2 separate regions of the Homo sapiens genome follow, and region 2 is linked to region 1. A link is an interaction called in ENCODE POLR2A ChIA-PET data of the cell type or tissue named here. Cell type or tissue: PC-9. All regions are shown on one strand. Links, peaks and the distances in the headings refer to the core of each region. The heading gives the core; the rest is flanking DNA.

Region 1 (2,915 bases), core at 295-2,794:
GCAGGTCTAACTGTGTGACGGTGGTGGTATGGAGCGCCCTCTTCTTTGTTACAGAGAGCTCCCTGGCCTCAAGGGACGCTGAGAGTCTGGCCTCTCCAGGGATGCTGCCAGGCCACACAGGAAGCTGGAATGTTAAGGAGCTGGTAGGAGACAAGGACAGCCTGCAGCTAGCTACAGTCACACATGCTCCAGTGCAGAAGCTTCAGTTCCTGGCACCCCTTGAGTGGGCAGCAAAGTTATTTGGTCCCAACCTTCTGATCACACCCACTTCCATACAGTGTTGAGGCTCTCTCTGGGCCTCAGACCATGGAGGGGCAGTTCCTTGCCTTGCTACAATCTGCCTCCATCGTGGAAGCAGGCTCAGGTTTAGAGCAGCCACTTCAGAGCAGCTTTTTCTGCAATATTCTTGAAAGTAACTAGCGAGCCACTTGCTGGGCTCAAAAGGATGCATGAAATCATACACATATAAGACCAACTTTCTGAACTCTAGTTTGCTTTTATGCATTTATTTCTCTCAGTCCTCTGATCATCATCCTGGGTCAAGGTGGTATGATCGAGGCAGAATTACTCTTCTCCAGGGAGAGTCAGGGAAATGAGTCATTGAGCAGTCCGGTGACTTACCCAATGACCCCAGGCAGGACAGAGCCTGAGTAAGGCTCACATGACATCTGCCAACCCCTGAATCTAGGTTCCAGCTCCTAGGAGATCTACATTTGGCCCATATACTCGTGGGCTTTTTCCTTTCTTATTTTCCAAAACATAATTAATATCTGTTCCATGTTACAAATAAATTCTAAATGTTCAAATGACTGAGAAATTCTGTTTCATTTTTACTTGTGCGTTTGATGTGCATCTGGATGGATGGCACCGGGCACACTTAAAATAAGGAGAAATAAATAGCTCTGAGATGTGACAGCATATGTATTTGCTCAAGAGTGAATGGCAGAGATCTGCATTTCATTTTTACAGGATTTCATCAGACATATGGTAAACCATGATAGGTGATTTTTATTTAAAAGTCAGTCATGCCGAATTCAAAACTTATTTTATTATTTTTTTGAGATGGAGTTTTGCTCTGTCACCCAGGCTGGAGTGTACTGGTGCAATCTCGACTCACTGCAACCTCTGCCTCCAGGATTCAAGCAATTCTCCTGCCTCAGCCTCCAGAGTAGCTGAGATTACAGGCACAGGACACCACACCTGGCTAATTTTTGTATTTTTAGTAGAGACGAGGTTTTGCCATGTTGGCCTGGCTGGTCTCGAACTCCTGGCCTCTGGTGATCCGCCCACCTTGGTCTCCCAAAGTGCTGGAATTACAGGCGTGAATCACTGTGAGGAACATACAGATAGCCTGCTCTCTGGGGGCACAAGATCATTTTTATTCCTGGGGGTGGCATTACCAGTATCTGAAGGGTGATCTAAGTTTTCAGAGGAATTGCCAGTTTCCAATATGAAACTTAGCCACACCTGGTGAAAACCAGAGGCTCCAGCTGTCTCCGTTTAACATCTGACCCTTAAAGCAGAGGCAGCAGGCAAAATGATCCATGGATGGAGAGCCCCACATTGCCCTTCCACTCGGTTTCCCTTCCCCCAACTTTTCACAATCTGTCTATGCCACGGAAGCCAATAGTACTTGTCTCGGGTGGCTAATTGTCTGTTTAGTATCTTTCCCACCTCCTCATTTTTCCTTTTGGTTTCCTGATTAGGTCTCAGTTGGGTATTTTGCCTGCAGGGCTGCAGAAGCATCTGCAAGGAAAGTGTGCACAGAGACAGGAGCACCATAGGAACTTCCTCAACAAACCAGAGATGACACATGCCCTCTCCCACACTGGGAGCCCCCGATGTCAGAAAAGACAGGGTATTTCAGTATAGCACAGGGCTTGTCCTGTGCATTAAACTATGTGCACTCAGCAAAAAGAGAGGTGAAGGGAGAGAGGAAGTAGGAAATTTATTTTGTATAAAAGTCTTTATCAGACAATCCACATTACTGCATGTGTTATTAATCTTGTATACTCAAGTATTACTGCACAGGCTTATGTACACAAACCACATATACTGCTGTCTACTTTAGGATAAGATAAGAGGCTTTCACTCTTTGCCTCACATACTGACTTTAGAACCAAATCTCCAAAAAAAGATGCAATCTCCACTTTTTAAGGAAACATAAATGGTAATTTAATGATGCTAATTGGTAGAACTGTAAACTAAAGAAATGTTAGCCTGAAGGACCCAGGGTTCAGCTGAATGATGGATGCTAGGTAGCCAAGGGTCTGGGTCAAAGACATTAAAGAAAGAAGAAAAGGACAAAGGAGTAAGGGGTAGACTGAGAGAAGTTAGTAGGAGCTGGAGCTGAAGTTCTCCTGTTATCCAAGAAAACAAGGAACTCACCAGGTGTGCATCTTGTTTTGACCCACAGCTAGGGCAGGGCAGTGATGAAAACAAAACGAAACAAACAAACAAAAACCCCTCACCCTCTTAGATGGTTTCAGAAGAACACAGCAGTATCTAAGAAGCACATAGACTCTAAAACAGATTTTTCATCTTGTCCCCCTCCCGTCCTTCTTGTCATCATCATTGTCATCGTCATCGACATTTACTGACTGGCTTCTCAGGTTTGATAGAAGAGACTGTGGGCCAGTATCCAGGATAGAGGTCACTTGGTTTCAAGGAACTAAGCAGCTCAGAGCAGCTCAAATCACAAAGGGGTTTCTTATGGAGAATTTGGAAGAAGGACAGCCAGGCCTCAGGAGAATGGGGAGCTTGCCAGGCAGGGAACACTCCCCTCTGTTTCACTGTCTCCTCTCTGGAAACCAGCTTGGTCTACATGGCCAGTCCTAACAAGGAGGCCTCCACCACCACATCTATATGACCTCCCAACTTTAAACACCACCACCAGTTGAGTCCTGGTCTCTTGT
Region 2 (2,915 bases), core at 290-2,789, 470 kb after region 1:
GAGCATTTCCTTTGAGCATCATGTTGCCACTCAAGAAGTTTCAGATTTTGGAGCATTTAGGATTTTAGATTTTCAGATTAGGAATATTCAACCTGCATATGGACATAAGACCCATCCACCAATGGCCCTTGCTTCACATGCTCAGTGGGTTGTGGGCTTCGGCTAAAACCTGGGAGGAGATCACAGATTCAAAGTCTCCTTGTGGGGCACTGTGTTCTGTAAGAGGAAGCTACAGTTGAGAAGGTTCAAGGCAACTAAATATGTGCTAGTAAAGTGAGCATAAATCATTCTGAAACCAGAGGACCTACAACAAGTAGCCTGGTTTGGGCTTTTCTTGTGCTCAGCAGTCAAGTGATAAGAACCTTTAACTACATTACATCTAACATTTTTAATTTACAAAATAATGCCCACCACTTCAAAAAAATTGATAGTATTATATCTTCTACCTTTCTATGTCCAAAAAATAAGGGAAGGAGGTTTAAAATATAAGTAGCTAAACCAGGAACTCCAGTCCTGCCACAATGCTAGGCATATTTGTTCTAGGAATTCAAGTCCTGCTAATTTAAACAGCAAGGGGAACTGAAACTCTTGAGAATCTCTGATTATACAGAAAATCTCGGTGTCGTTTACACACAGGGCAAGCCAAGGGGATCCTTCTAAACAGTCTGGGGCTGTTTGCTTTTGTTCTTCTTTTTGTTCCCACTGAAAAGCAAAAATCATTTGTCAACATGGAAAAACCAGCCTGGTGCAGTAGCTCACGCCTGTAATCCTAGCATGCTGGGAGGCCAAGGTGGCAGATTACCTGAGGTCAGGAGTTGAAGACCAGCCTGGCCAACATGGTGAAACCCCGTGTCCACTAAAAATACAAAAATGTAGCCAGGTGCAGTGGCGCGCGCCTGTAATCCCAGCTACTCGGAAGGCTGAGGCAGGATAATTGCTTGAACCCAAGAGGTGGAGGTTGGGGTGGGCCGAGATCGCGCCACTGCACTCCAGACTGGGCGTGGGAGCAAAACTTCTCAAAAAAAAAAAAGGAAAAACCAGGAAAAGCTTGTCACTTAATGACTGGCCTGGCAAATAGGGAAAGAGCCTAAAACTATTTTTCCCTTCCCATACTGTGAAGACTACAAGCTTTGCCAACACCACTCCTCAACACCACTCTGTCATTTTTCTTTGTCTAAATCTTTTTAATTTCTTAAATGGGAAGGAAGTTGCCTTAAAGTATAATACCAAGATTCCCGCAGGGCACCACTCTGCAGGAATGTGGTTCAGAAACCAAGAATCAAGGGGCAATGCCTCCATACAGGTGAGGATTTTCCCACCCCAAAGAGGCTTACTAAAGTTAGGGGCAATTTTCCACCTAACATAAATTATGTTGTGGGGTGGATAAGTGAGAAAGAATAAAGCCGTTATGACCAATGAGGAAAAATGAAATGGATATAAAAACATTATTGCCAAGGTCTTTGTTCCAGAGTTCTCAATCATTCAGGGCCAAGAGAGGCTGGACTTAGAGTCCTGCAGGGTGGAGTGGCAGCATTGTGGAGGAGGGATCCCTGCGAAAAGTATTTATGCTGCAACTTTTCAGCATAACCAAAGCAGACCAACAACTAGAGCTTAAGTTTAGGGCCGCATTCCATAAACTATGACTGTGACCTCATGGCATATACCAAAATCAACTCAAAAGAATCAAAGACCTAAATGTAAGAACTAATACATTAAACTCTTAGAAGAAAACATAGGGATAAATCTTTCCGATCTTGGATTAGGCAATGGTTTCTTAGACATGACACCAAAAGCACAAGCTACAAAAGAAAAAAAAATAGATACTTTGGACTTCATCAAAATTAAGAACATTTTTGCTTCAAAGGACACCACCGTTTGTACATCCATATTCACAGCAGTACTATTCACAACACCCAAAAGGTGTCCATTGAGGGATGAATGGATAAACAAAATGTGATATATACATAGAATAGAGTAGGACACAAGTTACAACATGGATGGACCTTGAAGACATTGTGCTAAGTGAAATAAACCAGTCACAAAATAGGATTCCACTCCTATAAAGGACCTAAAGTAGTCAAATTCATAGAGACAGAAAGTAGAATGGTGGCTGTCAAAAGCCTGAAGAAGGAGGAAATGCGAAGTTATTGTTTAACAGACACAAAGTTACAGTTTTGCAAGATGAAAAGAGTTCTGAAGATGGATGGTGATTACAATGGGTTGGCATAACAAAATGAAAGTACTTAATGTCACGGAACAGTACGTTTTAAAACGGTTAAGATAGTGTATTTTATGTATATTTTACCACAAATTTTAAAAAAATAGGACACTACCTCCAAAAAAAATGAAAAAACCCAGCAGGGCATGGTGGCTCATGACTGTAATCCCAGCACTTTGGGAGGCCATGGCAGGTGGATCACGAGGTCAGGAGATGGAGACCATCCTGGCTAACACAGTGAAACCCCATCTCTACTAAAAATACAAAAAATTAGCCAGGTGTGGTGGCACATGCCTGTAGTCCCAGCTACTCAGGAGGCTGAGACAGGAGAATAGCTTGAACCTGGGAGGCAGAGGTAGCAGTGAGCCAGTATCACGCCACTGCACTCCAGCCTGGGTGACACAGCGAGACTCCGTCTCAAAAACAAAACACAAAAACCCCACAGAATGGGAGCAATTATTTGTAAATCATATATATAAGGGATTAGTACCTAGAATATATGAAGAATTCTTAAAACTCAGTACTAAAAGGACAAATAACACAATTTAACAATGGGCAAAGGGACCACTTGAGCCCCGGAGTTCGAGACCAGCCTGGACAACATGGCAAAACCCCATCTCCACTAAAAACACAAAAATTAGCCAGGGGTGGTGGTGGGCACCCGTAATCCTAGCTACTTGGGAGGCTGAGGCACGAA

The links. ChIA-PET counts read pairs that join two places held together with the same protein. Peaks named below come from ENCODE experiments on the same cell type or tissue, not always from the same donor. Only the 100,000 strongest peaks of a DNase experiment are listed, where the experiment ranks them.
Region 2: POLR2A ChIA-PET joins it to region 1 with 9 read pairs; 3 of 35 experiments call an interaction of 5 or more read pairs at or near these places.

The regions. Positions count from the first base shown.
Region 1 is chr13:40,163,698-40,166,612 of GRCh38, forward strand. All of the region lies in intron 1 of LOC124903162, which reads right to left. Among named protein-coding and RNA genes, the nearest start is that of LINC00332, 17 kb to the right of the region's middle. In PC-9, for the core only: no CTCF peak of the experiment used is centred there; no DNase peak of the experiment used is centred there; H3K27ac peaks cover 345 bases.
Region 2 is chr13:40,629,634-40,632,548 of GRCh38, forward strand. The region is part of intron 1 of FOXO1 (forkhead box O1); the gene reads right to left. Among named protein-coding and RNA genes, the nearest start is that of FOXO1, 36 kb to the right of the region's middle. RefSeq lists an enhancer at 451-550. In PC-9, for the core only: no CTCF peak of the experiment used is centred there; no DNase peak of the experiment used is centred there.